Regions from separate parts of the Homo sapiens genome. Here region 1 is linked to region 2. A link is an interaction called in ENCODE POLR2A ChIA-PET data of the cell type or tissue named here. Cell type or tissue: OCI-LY7. All regions are shown on one strand. Each heading gives the region's core, and the rest is flanking DNA. Links, peaks and the distances in the headings are about the cores only. Region 1 holds the start of LOC105371501 (a long non-coding RNA gene). Region 2 has its middle 13 kb from the start of HASPIN.

Evidence for each region. Peaks named below come from ENCODE experiments on the same cell type or tissue, not always from the same donor. Only the 100,000 strongest peaks of a DNase experiment are listed, where the experiment ranks them.
Region 1: POLR2A ChIA-PET joins it to region 2 with 5 read pairs; 1 of 35 experiments calls an interaction of 5 or more read pairs at or near these places.

What each region holds. Positions count from the first base shown.
Region 1 is chr17:5,028,107-5,035,303 of GRCh38, reverse strand. SLC52A1 (solute carrier family 52 member 1) reads left to right here. Exons shown (of 5, transcript NM_017986.4): 1 at 1-443; 2 at 591-827; 3 at 946-1,825; 4 at 1,920-2,043; 5 at 2,135-2,702. The coding sequence starts at 698. The coding sequence ends at 2,347. LOC105371501 (a long non-coding RNA gene) reads right to left here and starts at 4,498. Exons shown (of 4, transcript XR_002958101.2): 1 at 4,407-4,498; 2 at 4,133-4,283; 3 at 3,635-3,730. It overlaps KIF1C (kinesin family member 1C), which reads right to left. Exons shown (of 23, transcript NM_006612.6): 23 at 6,903-7,197. RefSeq lists an enhancer at 3,387-3,526 and a silencer at 3,547-3,636. In OCI-LY7, for the core only: a CTCF peak has its summit at 3,776; a DNase peak (open chromatin) is centred at 3,693; H3K4me3 peaks cover 919 bases; H3K27ac peaks cover 364 bases.
Region 2 is chr17:3,707,020-3,714,216 of GRCh38, reverse strand. It overlaps a transcript of P2RX5 not described here. Among named protein-coding and RNA genes, the nearest start is that of HASPIN, 13 kb to the left of the region's middle. RefSeq lists a silencer at 3,195-3,395. In OCI-LY7, for the core only: no CTCF peak of the experiment used is centred there; DNase peaks (open chromatin) are centred at 2,287 and 3,036; H3K4me3 peaks cover 2,174 bases; H3K27ac peaks cover 2,500 bases.

The sequences.
Region 1 (7,197 bases), core at 2,180-4,679, 1.3 Mb before region 2:
CCGAATCTCGTTCTGTCGCCCAGGCTGGAATGCAGTGGTGTGATCTTGGCTCACTGCAACCTCCACCTTCCGGGTTCAAGTGAATCTCCTGCCTCAGCCTCCTGAGTAGCTGGGATTACTGGCACCCACCACCACGACCAGCTAATTTTTGTATTTTTAGTAGAGACGGGTTTTCACCATGTTGGCCAGGATGGTCTCAATCTCCTGACCTCAGGCGATCTGCCTTCCTCAGCTTCCCAAAGTGCTGGGATTACAGGTGTGAGCCACCGCACCCGGCCAGTGCTGAGCTGTTTTGACAACTTGGACCCCGGGTCCTCTGTGGGTAGGAAAATCAGCTCCCTCTTTGCTCCTCTGGGGCAGCTGCACCTCGGGCCAGCTTTCTGCCTGTCTGCCTGCCGGCACTGCTGGGTCGCTGTACCCAAACGCACAGCCGGTGCCCCGTGGTAAGTCCTGGCTCCCCACCTTCCCCGCCCGCCCCCGGCCACCTCTCCCTCCAGTTGCCCTGGTCTTAGCAGTCTGACCGACTTGTCTTCTGACTCCGGTTCTGTCCCACCAGCCTATTACCTGCCAGCCTGTCTGTTTCCCTCCAGCTAGAAGGTCTTCAGTTTCCAGAAGAACCAAAGCATCTTTGGACCTACCTAGGGAAGGACCTGCCTGTGACCTTTGCCCTGTCCTGGAGGGTCCAGCTTTGGGCTGAATGGCAGCACCCACGCTGGGCCGTCTGGTGCTGACCCACCTGCTGGTGGCCCTTTTTGGCATGGGCTCCTGGGCTGCTGTGAACGGGATCTGGGTGGAGCTGCCTGTGGTGGTAAAAGACCTTCCAGAGGGTGAGTGGGAGGGAGGTACAGGGAAGCGTGGGGCAGGTATGCCCAGAAAGGTGGCCTGTGGCAGCTCTTTGTCCCTTAGCCACTGTGCTCCTGACATGGCATCATTCCTTCCCTGCAGGTTGGAGCCTCCCCTCATACCTCTCTGTGGTTGTGGCGCTGGGAAACCTGGGTCTGCTGGTGGTGACCCTGTGGAGGCAGCTGGCCCCGGGCAAGGGCGAGCAGGTCCCCATCCAGGTGGTACAGGTGCTGAGTGTAGTGGGCACAGCCCTGCTGGCCCCTCTGTGGCACCACGTGGCCCCAGTGGCAGGGCAGCTCCACTCTGTGGCCTTCCTAACTCTGGCCTTGGTGTTGGCAATGGCCTGTTGTACCTCTAATGTCACTTTCCTGCCCTTCCTGAGCCACCTGCCACCTCCTTTCTTACGGTCTTTCTTCCTGGGTCAGGGTCTCAGTGCCCTACTCCCCTGTGTGCTGGCCCTAGTGCAAGGTGTGGGCCGCCTCGAGTGCCCACCAGCGCCCACCAATGGCACCTCTGGGCCTCCCCTCGACTTCCCTGAGCGTTTTCCTGCCAGCACCTTCTTCTGGGCACTGACTGCCCTTCTGGTCACTTCAGCTGCCGCCTTCCGGGGTCTCCTGTTGCTGTTGCCATCACTACCCTCTGTAACCACAGGGGGCTCAGGGCCTGAACTTCAACTGGGATCCCCAGGAGCAGAGGAGGAAGAGAAGGAGGAAGAAGAGGCTTTGCCATTGCAGGAGCCACCGAGCCAGGCAGCAGGCACCATCCCTGGCCCAGACCCTGAGGCCCATCAGCTGTTCTCAGCCCATGGTGCCTTCCTGCTGGGCCTGATGGCCTTCACCAGTGCCGTGACCAATGGCGTGCTGCCTTCTGTGCAGAGCTTTTCCTGTTTGCCCTATGGGCGCCTGGCCTACCACCTGGCTGTGGTGCTGGGCAGTGCCGCCAACCCCCTTGCCTGCTTCCTGGCCATGGGCGTGCTGTGCAGGTGCAAAAGGGTCCCCAGGCTTGGTGGGTGGAACTTAAGGTTGGGGTCCAGGTCCCAGAACAGCCAGCCCTGAGTCTCTGCTCATCCCCAACAGGTCCCTGGCAGGGCTGGTTGGTCTTTCTCTGCTGGGCATGCTCTTTGGGGCCTACCTGATGGCACTGGCAATCCTGAGCCCCTGCCCACCCCTGGTGGGCACCACTGCAGGGGTGGTCCTTGTGGTGAGCAAGTGGAGACATGAAGTGGGGAGGAGGGTGTCCCCTGGAGCAAGTGCATGTCATGCTCAGCCTGCTGCTGTGTCCTCCCTTGCAGGTGCTGTCGTGGGTGCTGTGTCTGTGTGTGTTCTCATATGTGAAGGTGGCTGCAAGCTCCCTGCTGCATGGTGGGGGTCGGCCGGCATTGCTGGCAGCTGGTGTGGCCATCCAAGTGGGCTCCCTGCTTGGTGCCGGTGCCATGTTCCCTCCCACCAGCATCTACCACGTGTTTCAAAGCAGAAAGGACTGTGTAGACCCCTGTGGCCCCTGAGCCTGGGCAGGTGGGGACCCAACTCCACCCCACCTGTCTTCATCGTGAGGCTGCCACAGTGCCTGACTACTTGTGGCCCAGGCAGGCTTCCCCCAACACAGGAACGCTCATGGACACCTGCACACTCCACAGAAGACGTTGGCATGTGAGGCCAGGGTGGGCACCAAAGACCAGGCCCAGAGCCAGGGGACAGGTTGGGGCTGTGGGCTTGGACCCAGGGCCTGAGACCTTTGTGGGATTTGTGCAATAAAGTGTTTTTATTTAAAACCAAAAACAAAAACAAAAGCCTAATGAAAACCTTATAAGAAATATATAATGAAATCAGGAAACTGGATTAAATAATTTTTCATACATATATTATCTAGTGTGCAATTAGATTTAAATACAGATTGTAGTGCCTTTCTTATATCCACAGCTTATCTCTTCTTCTGTGGGTTTTCTTGTCAAAAACCTTTCTTACTCAAGTGAGTCTCTGTCATTTGCTATGGGATTGGCCTTTAAAGACAACGGAGTCTCACTCTGTTGCTCAGGCTGGAGTGCAGTGGTGCAATCTCGGCTCACTGCAACCTCTGCCTCCCGGGTTCAAGCGATTCTCCTGCCTCAGCCTCCTGAGTAGCTGGGATTACAGGCGTGTGCCACCACGACCGGCTAATTTTGTAATTTTAGTAGAGACGGGGGGTTTCACCATGTTGGTCAGGCTGGTCTCGAACTCCTGACCTCGTGATCCGCCCGCCTTGGCCTCCCAAAGTGCTGGGATTATAGGCGTGAGCCGCCGCGCCCAGTGGAAACATGGATTACTTCAATTTTCTTCCTTCTGCTTTTCTGTATTTGTTAAATTTCAAATAAAGCAAACCCTGATCCAAAACCTCCTCTAATAAGCGGGGATTGTTTCCCCTAAGGTCGATCTACCCCCTAGCACAGTCCCTAAGGCAGAAGAAGCTGCTCAATGAAGGCTTCTCTTCCTTTTCTTTGGAACTCAAGAGCACCCACGAAGGGGAAGAAATGCTAATTCTGAAAGGAGTCAGGTCCTCCCTTCTGAAAAACGAAGATGACAGCTAGTCCTGGGGGAAGAGGAAATCCCCGCAGGGCTCCCGCCCACCTCCGGACCTTCCTCCAGACACGCGGAATACAGAAGCCCAAGCCCGGCGCCGCGTCACCCCAGCCAGCCTTCTGCGCGTGCGCCCTCCCGCCTCGCGCCCCCCGCCCCGCCCGCCTCGCACCTCCCCCACGCCTCGCACCCACCCCCCGGCCTCGCACCCCCACCGCCCGCCCGCCCGGGAGACTCACAGGCGCGCAGGGCCGCAGGGGTCCCCTCGGCCACTCGTTCTCAAGGCTCCGTGAACGCGCAAGCAAAGACGTCCTTCGAGGGAACCTTTTCTCCTCCTGGCGGACAAGAGTGGAACGACAGGGCTTGAGGAGAAGTTTTGCCAGGTTGGGGGTGACATCTTTTGAAACTTGACCTCGTTTTTTATTTTGTTTGTTTGCTTGCTTGCTTGCTTGAGACGGAGTCTCGCTCTATTGCCCAGGCTGGAGTGCAATGGTGCAGTCTCGGCTCACTGCAACCTCCACCTCCTGGGTTCAAGCGATTCTCCTCCCTCAACCTCCCAAGTAGCCGGGATTACAGGTGCCCACCACCATGCCCGTCTAATTTTTGTATTTTTAGTAGAGACGGGCTTTCACCATGTTGGCCAGGCTGGTCTCGAACTCCTGACCTCATGATCCGCCCGCCTCGGTCTCCTAAAGTGCTGGGATTACAGGCGTGAGCCACTGTGCCTGAGACCTCACCTCGTTTTGCAAGCGCCTCTCTTCTTTCTCAAGGCCTCATATCCGGTTCAGAGTAAAGAAAAAGGGAAGGCACCAACCTTGAGCTCCTAAAATGTGCTAGACCCTTTACATGTATTATCAGTAAATCTTCCCAACAGCTTCATTATTCGTCCTGTTTTGCAGAAAAGGAAATTGAAACTCAGAGAAGGTGACTTACCCAGAGTACCACAGCTAATTAGTGAGACGGCTGGAGCCCAGGTCTGTGTGCTCCAGAGATTCTGACTGCAGCCCTCACCTGTTGGCTCTGGACTTGGAGAAAGGAGAGCTGCTTCTCTGCAGCTGAAGAGGCTCTGCAAGAAGCCCAGAACAGGCAGGGCGCTATAGCTCACGCAGGTAATCCTAGCACTTTGGGAGGCTGAGGTGGGAGGATCACTTGAGCCCATAAGGTTGAGACCAGCCTGGGCAGCATAGCAAGATCACTGTCTCTACAAAAACAAAACAAAACAAAACACAGCCAGAGTCAGGCATGGTGACGCACACCTGTAGTTCCAGCTACTGGGGAGGGTGAGGCAGGAGAATCCCTTGAGCCTAGGAGTTTGAGGCCTCAGTGAACTATAGACCCACCACTGCACTCCACCCTGGGTGACAGAGCAAGACCTTGTCTTTAAGAAACAAAACACAAAACAAAACAAAAACAAAAAAACAGAACAGCTTCCCTGGTCATTTGTAAAGAACCTTTAATGGATTGTACCACAGGGCAAGACTTTCCCAGTTATCTCAAAACATATTCCTTCTCCAGAGATTAAGGTGGGGAGGGCAGGTGGGGGAAGGAATAGGAGGAGTTGAGGTGGAAATTCTCATTGGTGAGGCTGTTGGGGACACAGCAGGATTTGTTTTTTTTTTGTTTTTTTTTTTTTTGAGACTGAGTCTTGCTCTGTCACCCAGGCTGGAGTGCAGTGGCGCAATCTCAGCTCACTGCAACCTCCGCCTCCTGGGTTCAAGCAATTCTGCCTCAGCCTCCTGAGTAGCTGGGATTACAGGTGTGTGCCACTATGCCTAATTTTTATATTTTTAGTAGAGACGGGGGTTTCTCCATGTTGGCCAGGCTGGTCTCGAACTCCTTACCTCAGGTGATCCACCTGCCTTGGCCTCCCAAAGTTCTGGGATTACAGGCATGAGCCACCGCGCCTAGCTGTTGGGGGCATGGCAGGTTAATGTCAGCTCCTACAACTGTGAAATTGTTGAGGGATGAGAGAAGCAGTTTCTACAACTCACATCTAGTGACCAGGCTTTTAGATGAAATGTACTATCCCAATGATGCCACAGTCTCCTCCTGCCTTTCAGTAGAGACAGAAGTGGGTAGCAGGAGTGAGAACACTCCTGTACAAGGCAGAGGCTGCTGGCCTTTGACCTGGAGAGATGGACACTATGCCAACCTTAACTGAGTAGCCGGAGCTGTTAATGAGGCAGCAGAGTACCAGAGGTGCAGGGAGAGCCTGTCAGCCAGATTAAGTAGGATATTTAAAGCCAGCCTGCCTTGGGTAGTGTTTAAAACCTATTGGTACAGGAAGCAGGACCTTAGTGACATCCAGGGGACCACAGACTCTGAAGGAAGAAGATGATGGTGCAAGCGTTGTCTGTGACTTGTCAGGAGTGGCAACCTTTGGGCATGATGAGTGAAACCTATTCACGGTCCACCTGAACCAAAATGGCATCCAGTAGCTATGGACACTAACTCTTTAAAAGGGAAAAGAAGGCTACTTTTAGGGCCAGGTGCGGTGGCTCACGCCTGTAATCCTAGCATTTTGGGAGGCCGAGGCAGGTGGATCACGAGGTTAAGAGATCAAGACCATCCTGGTCAACACGGTAAAACCCCGCCTCTACTAAAAATACAAAAATTAGCCGGACATGGTGGCACGCGCCTGTAATCCCAGCTACTCGGGAGGCTGAGGCAGAAGAATCGCTTGAACCTGGGAGGCAGAGGTTGCAGTCAGCCGAGATTACACCACTGCACTCCAGCCTGGCGACAGAGCAAGGCTCTGTCTCAAAAATAAAATAAAAATAAATTAATAAAATAAAATAAAAGGGAAAAGGTGACTGGCTCACGCCTATAATCCCAGCATTTTGGGAGGCAGACATGGATGGATTGCTTGAGCTCCGAAGTTCCAGATCACCCTGGGCAGCATGACAAAACCCTGCCTCTAGAAAACTACAAAAAATTAGCTGGGCATGGTGGCATGCACCTGCAGTCTCAGCTGCTCAGGAAGCTGAGGTGGGAGGATCACTTGAGCCTGGGAGGTTGAGGCTGTAATAAGCTGTGATGGCACCACTGTACTCCAGCCTGGGCGACAGAGTGAGATTCCTTCTCGAAAATAAATAAAAGTTAAAAAAAAAAAAAAAAAAAAAAGGCCAGGCATGGTGGCTCATGCCTGTAATCCCAATACTTTGGGAGGCTGAGGTGGGCGGATCACTTGAGGTCAGGAGTTCAAGACCAGCCTGGCTAACATGCCAAAACCCCATCTCTACTAAAAATACAAATATTGGTCGGGCATGGTGGCACATGCCTGTAATCCCAGCTACTTGGGAAGCTGAGGCCGGAGAATCGCTTGAACCCGGGAGGCGGAGGTTGCAGCGAGCGGAGATCATGCCACTGCACTCTAGCCTGGGCGACAAGAGCAAAACTCCATCTCAAAAAAAAAAAAAAAAAGGTTGGGGGGAGAACAATTTCAAACCAAACCAAATTTGAAGCTCTGAATATAGAAAGGTATAAATAAGACTGGTGGAGAAAAAATGTATTTGATCCCCAAATTTATTCAAGATACAAAAGTTCCAGGTGACAACAACAACAAAAAACATGTCTAAAAGAATAACCAACATATGTCGGTATGGTGTGAGAAGCTAAAAATAAAATAGTAACCAACAAAAGGAAAGCAGCTCCAAAGAAAGACAATGAAGAAAAGCAAATTAATTTCCAAGAAAACCAAGGATGACAGTGTAGAAATGTCAAGACGGAGTGAGCTAGAAAACTGAGATTGTTTGGGTGACTTCTCATGATTCCAGAGGAGGCCCACGAAATAGCTGCTGTC
Region 2 (7,197 bases), core at 1,547-4,046:
GGTGGCTCACGCCTGTAATCCCAGCACTCTGAGAGGCTGAGGCAGGTGGATCACGAGGTCAGGAGATGGAGACCATCCTGGCTAACACGGTGAAACCCCGTCTCTACTAAAAATAAAAAAAATTAGCCGGGTGCGGTGGCAGGTGCCTGTAGTCCCAGCTACTCGGGAGGCTGAGGCAGGAGAATGGCGTGAACCTGGGAGGCAGAGCTTGCAGTGAGCCAAGATCACGCCATTGCACTCCAGCCTGGGCAAAAGAGCAAGACTGTCTCAAAAAAAAATTATCGATTGTATCCTTTCAGATAATTCTTAAGTATCAATTTTTCAGATTTCCAGAAGAAACTCTTTGGGGTTTTAATTTAAACATACAGGTTAAGTTTGGGAGCATTGATATCTTTATAGATTTCCTTTCTACTCCGCTTGCTGCGATTTATTTTTTAATTTTTATTTTACTTTATTTTTTTTTTTTGAGACAGAGTTTTGCTCTTACTGCCCAGACTGGTGTGCAATGGTGTGATCTTGGCTCACCGCAACCTCCGCCTCCCGGGTTCAAGCGATTCTCCTGCCTCAGCCTCCTGAGTAACTGGGATTACAGGCATGCGCCACCACGCCCAGCTAATTTTGTATTTTTAGTAGAGATGGGGTTTCTCCATGTTGGTCAGGCTGGTCTCAAACTCCTGACTTCAGGTGATCCACCTGCCTCAGCCTCCCAAAGTGCTGGGATTACAGGCATGAGCCACCGCGCCTGGCAATGCTGAGATTTTTAAAAACACTCTGCAGCAAGGTTTTATAATTTTCTTCAAAGGGGTCTTAATTTATAAAGACTTACTTCCAGCTGCATTTTTATTTGTTTATTTATTTTGGGGGGGTCTCACTGTGTTGCCCAGGCTGGAGGGCAGTGATGCAGTCATAGGTTGCTGCAGCCTTGAACTTTTGGGTTCAAGCCGTCCTCTGCCTCAGCCTCCTGCGTAGCTGGGACTACAGGTGCAAGCCACTATGCCCGGCTCATTTTTTAATTTTTCTTTTGTAGAGATGGGATCTAGCTATGTTGACCAAGCTGATTTCAAACTCCTGGCTTCAAGTGATCCTCCTGCCTTAGCCTCTGAAAGTGTTGGGGCGTGAGCCACTGCGCCTGACCTGTTATTATGCTTTTGTTGCTACTGTGTGAAAATACCGTTTTTTCCCCCGACTGTTTAGAGTTTGCACTTAGAACAGTTGGTGGTTTTGAATGTTTATCTTATCTGGCCATTTTACTGAACTGTGGTTTTGTTTTTTTGGAGACGGAGTCTCACTCTGTCGCCCACGCTGGAGTGCAGTGGTGTGATCTCTGCTCACTGCAACCTCCGCCTCCCGGGTTCCAGCAATTCTCCTGCCTCACCCTCCCGAGTAGCTGGGACTACAGGGACCCACCACCATGCCCAGCTAATTTTTGCACTTTTAGTAGAGATGGGGTTTCACCATGTTAGGCTGGTCTCGAACTCCTGACCTCAGGTGATCCACCCGCCTCAGGCTCACAAAGTGCTGGGATTACAGGCATGAGCCAAATCCGGGCCCGGCCAAACTGTTTTTAAATCACTCTTTAGTTGATTCTTTGGGATTTTTCTAAGGAGACAATTTTATTTGCAAATAATGGCAATTTGGAGTCTTTCTGATATTTCTACTTTTGGCTACCCTTACTTCTTTGACTAGGACGTGGAGAGCTCTGAGAAGTAAACCGTGTACCTGGTTGTAATGGGAGGGCTTTTCTGGCCCTCCTCTGCCTGCCTCACACCTGCCTGTTATCCCAGCCCCGGCTGCTCTGCCTTTGGGTAGTTTCTAGGGCTTGGTTGGAGCAGCCCATTCACCTCTCATGGAGCCCCGTACCTTGCCAGTGTTACATCACTAGGCTGTTGGGCACCATCTGCTTCCCTGTTGATCTGATTCCATCATCTTCATTTCGTTCAGAAATCCGTCTGTGCTATCGGTCACTTGATGATATTGTTCTCTGTTTTCCAATGCTGCCACAGGCTTTTCCCCTTCCTTGTAACTCTTGGGTTGTTTCAGTGGAATTTGCCTTTGAGGGAAAACACACAGGTAAGTTTGCTTACTTATTTTCCTGTTGTGCTCAGGAGTTGTGTCCAAGTTTTCATATTATATAAAAGCCCCTGCTTTTTATACTTTTTAAAATTGCAAATAAGACCCCACTTCCATCGTCACTGGGAAGCCTGTTTGTTATTGACTTACTGAGTCGTGCTGATCCAATTGGCGTTAGAGCAAGGCAGCTGTAATCGGGGGAACTACATCAGGAACTACTTAATGAGGAGGAAGACACTTTTAAGTGCGACATGGTTAGATTTTACAAATTCATATGCTATGGCTTGGGCCAAGGTCTGTGGCATACACCTGTAGTCCCAGCTACTCAGGAGGCTGAGGCATGAGAATCGCTTGAACCCAGAAGGCAGAGTTTGCAGTGAGACGAGATCGTGCCACTGCACTCCAGCCTGGGCAACAGAGCGAGACCCTGTCTCAAAAAAATAAATAAATAAATAAATAATGAGGCCGGGCGCAGTGGCTCACGCCTGTAATCCCAGCACTTCGGGAGGCGCCGACGTGGGCAGATCACCTGAGGTCGGGAGCTTGAGAGCAGCCTGACCAACATGGAGAAACCCCATCTTCATTAAAAATACAAAATTAGCTGGGCGTGGTGGTGGGTGCCTGTAATCCCAGCTACTCTGGAGGCTGAGGCAGGAGAATCGCTTGAACCCGGGAGGCAGAGCTTGCAGTGAGCCAAGATCGCGCCACTGCACTCCAGCCTGGGTGACAGAGCGAGACTCCGTCTCAAAAAAAAAAAAAAAAAAAAAAAAAAAAAAGAATGAGTGCTGGGCTCAGCCCTGTGGAGTAACCTTTTCTCGTAATTGAATGAGGTCTAAATAACGTGGCCAATTTAGGTTTTCACACCTGCTTGGTTTCATTGGTTTCATCCCTCCAAAGTTCAGATGGTATCATGAGAGAAACAGGTTATTCGAATCTGCACTCACTATCCTGTACCAGGGCAAAGGAGAACAGAAAGCACATGGGGTACTTTCCCAGCCGGTCTTTCTTCTACAAGCTGCCTTTTAGGTGCTAGGCCTTTCTCATTTCCTTTTCACCCTCTGCCTGGGACAGGAAATGGTAGAGCTTGCATAGATCCAAGAACAGTGAGTCATGCCATAGGGCCACTCTGCTACCCAGAAAAGGACTGAGCTGGGACCCGCTGAACTTTGGATGCAGTTATTGGAGGGAACAGCAGTTTTTTTTGTTTTGTTTTGTTTTTTTGAGACAGGGTCTCGCTCTCGTTCATGCTGGAGTGCAGTGGTGCGATCTCGGCTCATTGCAACCTCCGCCTTCTGGGTTCAATCGATTCTCATGCCTCAGCTTCCTAATTAGCTGGGACTGCAGGTGCATGCCGCCACGCCCAACTAACTTTTGTATTTTTAGTAGAGATGGGGTTTCACCATGTCGGCCAGGCTGGTCTTGAACTCCCGACTTCAAGTGATCCGCTCACCTCGGCTTCCCAAAGTGCTGGGATTCCAGGCGTGAGTTGCCACGCCCGGCCTCCTGCTGTCTTAAATAATCTGCACTACTGCATTATTCTGTGCACATCTCTAATACATTTACAAGGAGGGGTTTTTGGTTAAGATTTTCTGGGTCTTCTAGTCATAATTATATTATAATGGCACCAGAATTTTACCATTACTTGAACTAGGAACAGATTCAGTATATGGAATCAAGGGAAACTTTCATTTTATTAATTTATTTATTTATTTATTTATTTGAGATAGAGTCTTGCTCTTTCTCCCAGGCTGGAGTGCAGTAGCATGATCTCGGCTCACTGCAACCTCCGCCTCCCAGGTTCAATCGATTCTCATGCCTCAGCTTCCTGAGTAGCTGGGACTGCAGGTGCATGCCACCACACCAAACTAATTTTTGTATTTTTAGTAGAGACTGGGTTTCACCATGTTGACCAGGCTGGTCTTGAACTCCCGACTTCAAGTGATCCGCTCACCTCGGCTTCCCAAAGTGCTGGGATTCCAGGCGTGAGCCGCCACGCCCGGCCTCCTGCAGTCTTAAATAATCTGCACTACTGCATTATTCTGTGCACATCTCTAATACATTTACAAGGAGGGGTATTTGGTTAAGATTTTCTGGGTCTTCTAGTCATAATTATATTATAATGGCACCAGAATTTTACCATTACTTGAACTAGGAACAGATTCAGTATATGGAATCAAGGGAAACTTTCATTTTATTAATTTTTGTTTGTTTTGTTTTGTTTTTCTTTGTTTGTTTTTTGAGACAGAGTCTCGCTCTTTCGCCCAGGCTGGGGTGCAGTAGCATGATCTCGGCTTACTGCAAACTCCGCCTCCTGGGTTCAAGCGATTCTCCTGCCTCAGCCCCCCGAGTAGCTGGAACTACAGGCACCCGCCACCATGCCCAGCTAATTTTTGCATTTTTAGTAGAGACGGGGTTTCACCATGTTAGGCTGGTCTCGAACTCCTGACCTCGTGATCCACCCACCTCAGCCTCCCAAAGTGCTGGGATTACAGGCTTGAGCCTCCACTGCACCTGGCTATTAAAATTTTTTAACTTTTACTTTTGGAGACTGGGGTCTCACCTTGTTACCCAGGCTGGACTTGAACTCCTGAGCTCAAGTGATCTGCAGTAGCTGGGACTAAGGGCATGTGCCACTGTGCCTGGCTTAGGGAAACTTAATCACTTCAGGAAGCATCGTCGTCCTAATAGCAGAGTTCAGGAGGATGCACCTAAATTGACAATTCCCAACTTCGGTTGACTTGCTTTGTTTTTTTATTAGTGGGAGCAAATTTTGTAAAGTACATGAGTAATAGGTACATTTCTCATAGTGAAATCAGTAAAAAGTGAAAATTTGCCTTTGTCGCAACCTTGCTTCATTCAATGCTCTTCCTCAGAGGCTGAGATGACCTGGTTTAACGTGTATCTTTCCAAACCCATATTCTGAGCCGGGCACTTTGGGAGGCCGAGGTGGGTGGATCACCTGAGGTCAGGAGTTCGAGACCAGCTTGCCCAACATGGTGACACCCTGTCTCTACTAAAAATGCAAAAATTAGCCTGGCGTTGTGGCAGGCGCCTGTAATCCCACCTCCTTGGGAGGCTGAGGCAGGAGAATCGCTTGAACACGGGAGGGGGATGTTGCAGTGAGCCAAGATTGTGCCATTGCACTACAGCCTGGGTGACAGAGCAAGACTCTGTCTCAAAAAAAAGAAAAGAAAGAAAACCAAACCATATTCTGTGCATCTCTAAGTATTTATATATATTTATATCTAAGTACAAAGGTTTTTTTTTTTGAGGGGGGTTGCATAAATAAGATGGTATCTTCTGCCATTTGTGACCGTTTTCAAGGAATGCATGTCAGAAGCTAAATGCTGCTGCTAAATGCTGGGGGTCAGGTGGGGGAATAGAGGGAAGGGTATCATCTTGGGCTAACATAATCTTTGGGGAATTAATCACAATTTGTAAAGAAGCCCTTTTAGCTTTTTCCAAGAGTGGAATTAAAAACTTTTTGTAATTGCTCTGCAGTGCCGAAGTGCTTTCCAGAAAGACCGGACCACTTTATGTGGTTATCAGCAGCGTGAACTTGTTCTGGAATCTCCATTTTTACTTAATTTGTTTGCTTAATGGGTATATAATTATAGTTTCAGTTTTACTTTTCTTTGACTGTTGGCAAGGCCATGTATTTTTCCATGAATTAAGATGACTTTTTTTTTTTTCCTCTATGCTTTTTCTTTCTTGTCCAGTTCAAACAACATGACCCTGGTATTTTCTCATTAGCTTTTTCTGAGCTGCTCCCTGCTTCTGGGGTAGAAGAGGTGCATTTCTACCTCTGAACTTCTGAGCCTTTGGGCAAGTAAGGGTGATTTGACTTTAATAGGATTAGAGAGCCATGTGCTCTCCAAAGTGGGGGAGCTAAGTCTTACAGATGAGGTGGTGGGCATTAGGAAGCAGCCGTCATCATTGGTGGTCTGTCTGAAAAACAGTCTTCCTAAGTACCACCAGGGAGAAGACAGGACCACGGTGCCCTTCCGCTTCTGGGAGAGGCCCTGCCCTTGCCCTCCCTCTGTCCCTGAGGAGGAGATTCCTGGTGTTTTTTTTTTTTTTTTTTTTTTTGAGACGGAGTCTCACTCTGTCACCCAGGCTGGAGTGCAGTGGCATGATCTCGGCTCACTGCAAGTTCCGCATCCCGGGTTCACGCCATTCTCCTGCCTCAGCCTCTCAAGTAGCTGGGACTACAGGCGCCCGCCACCAAGCCTGACTAATTTTTTGTATTTTTAGTAGAGACAGGGTTTCACCGTGTTAGCCAGGATGATCTCGATCTCCTGACCTCGTGATCCACCTGCCTCGGCCTCCCAAAGTGCTGGGATTACAGGCGTGAGCCACCGCGTCTGGCCGAGATTCCTGGTTAACCATCTCCTAGGACCCCGCAGCCAGTTGCAGTCCTGGGGGCACAGTAGTCAGGGGGACTGAAGGTGTGGTCTCTGTGGATGCCTCATCTTCTGTCCAGGGCCGAGAGGGGGGTCTGGACTAGTCCTTCCCAGAACTGCCAGACGTTTTCGAGCTCTTGGCTTTGGTTTCTCGGCGTGATCTTTCCTCTCTTTAGAGCTGTGAGATCTGAGGCTAAGGTTGGAGTGCTGGGATGAATGAGAGAAAACACCACTGGCTCACTTTGGTGCTGCAAACCTTTTTGATTTCTTAGTCTGGCAAAAGGCTGCCAGCCTAAGTGGAATTGGGATACCCAGGCCTGGGGTCTTTTGGCTCCCGGATGAAGAACTGACTGGATTGGCTAGCTGGTTAAGGACACCAGTACCTCTAGGTTAGGGGTTTCTGACTGTTCGGTGGGCTGTAGATCCTTTTGGTGGTCCAGCAACCCCTTGTCAGGTATTTTCCCAAACGTTGCATTACGAAAATGTTCACACATACAGAAAAGTCGAATTCTACAGTGAACACCGGTCTGCCCACCACCTAGTTTCTGCTGTTAGCATTTTCCTCTGCTTGTTTTGCCCCGTTTTCCCAACCGTCTATCAGCTTATTTTTAAACAATAAAAGTTTATAAAAATCAATTACATTGAAATCTAACAATCAGAATGTTTTTAAAAATTTATATAGAGATGTTTGTATATCTTTATTAATGCCTTAAAGCAGCAGGTC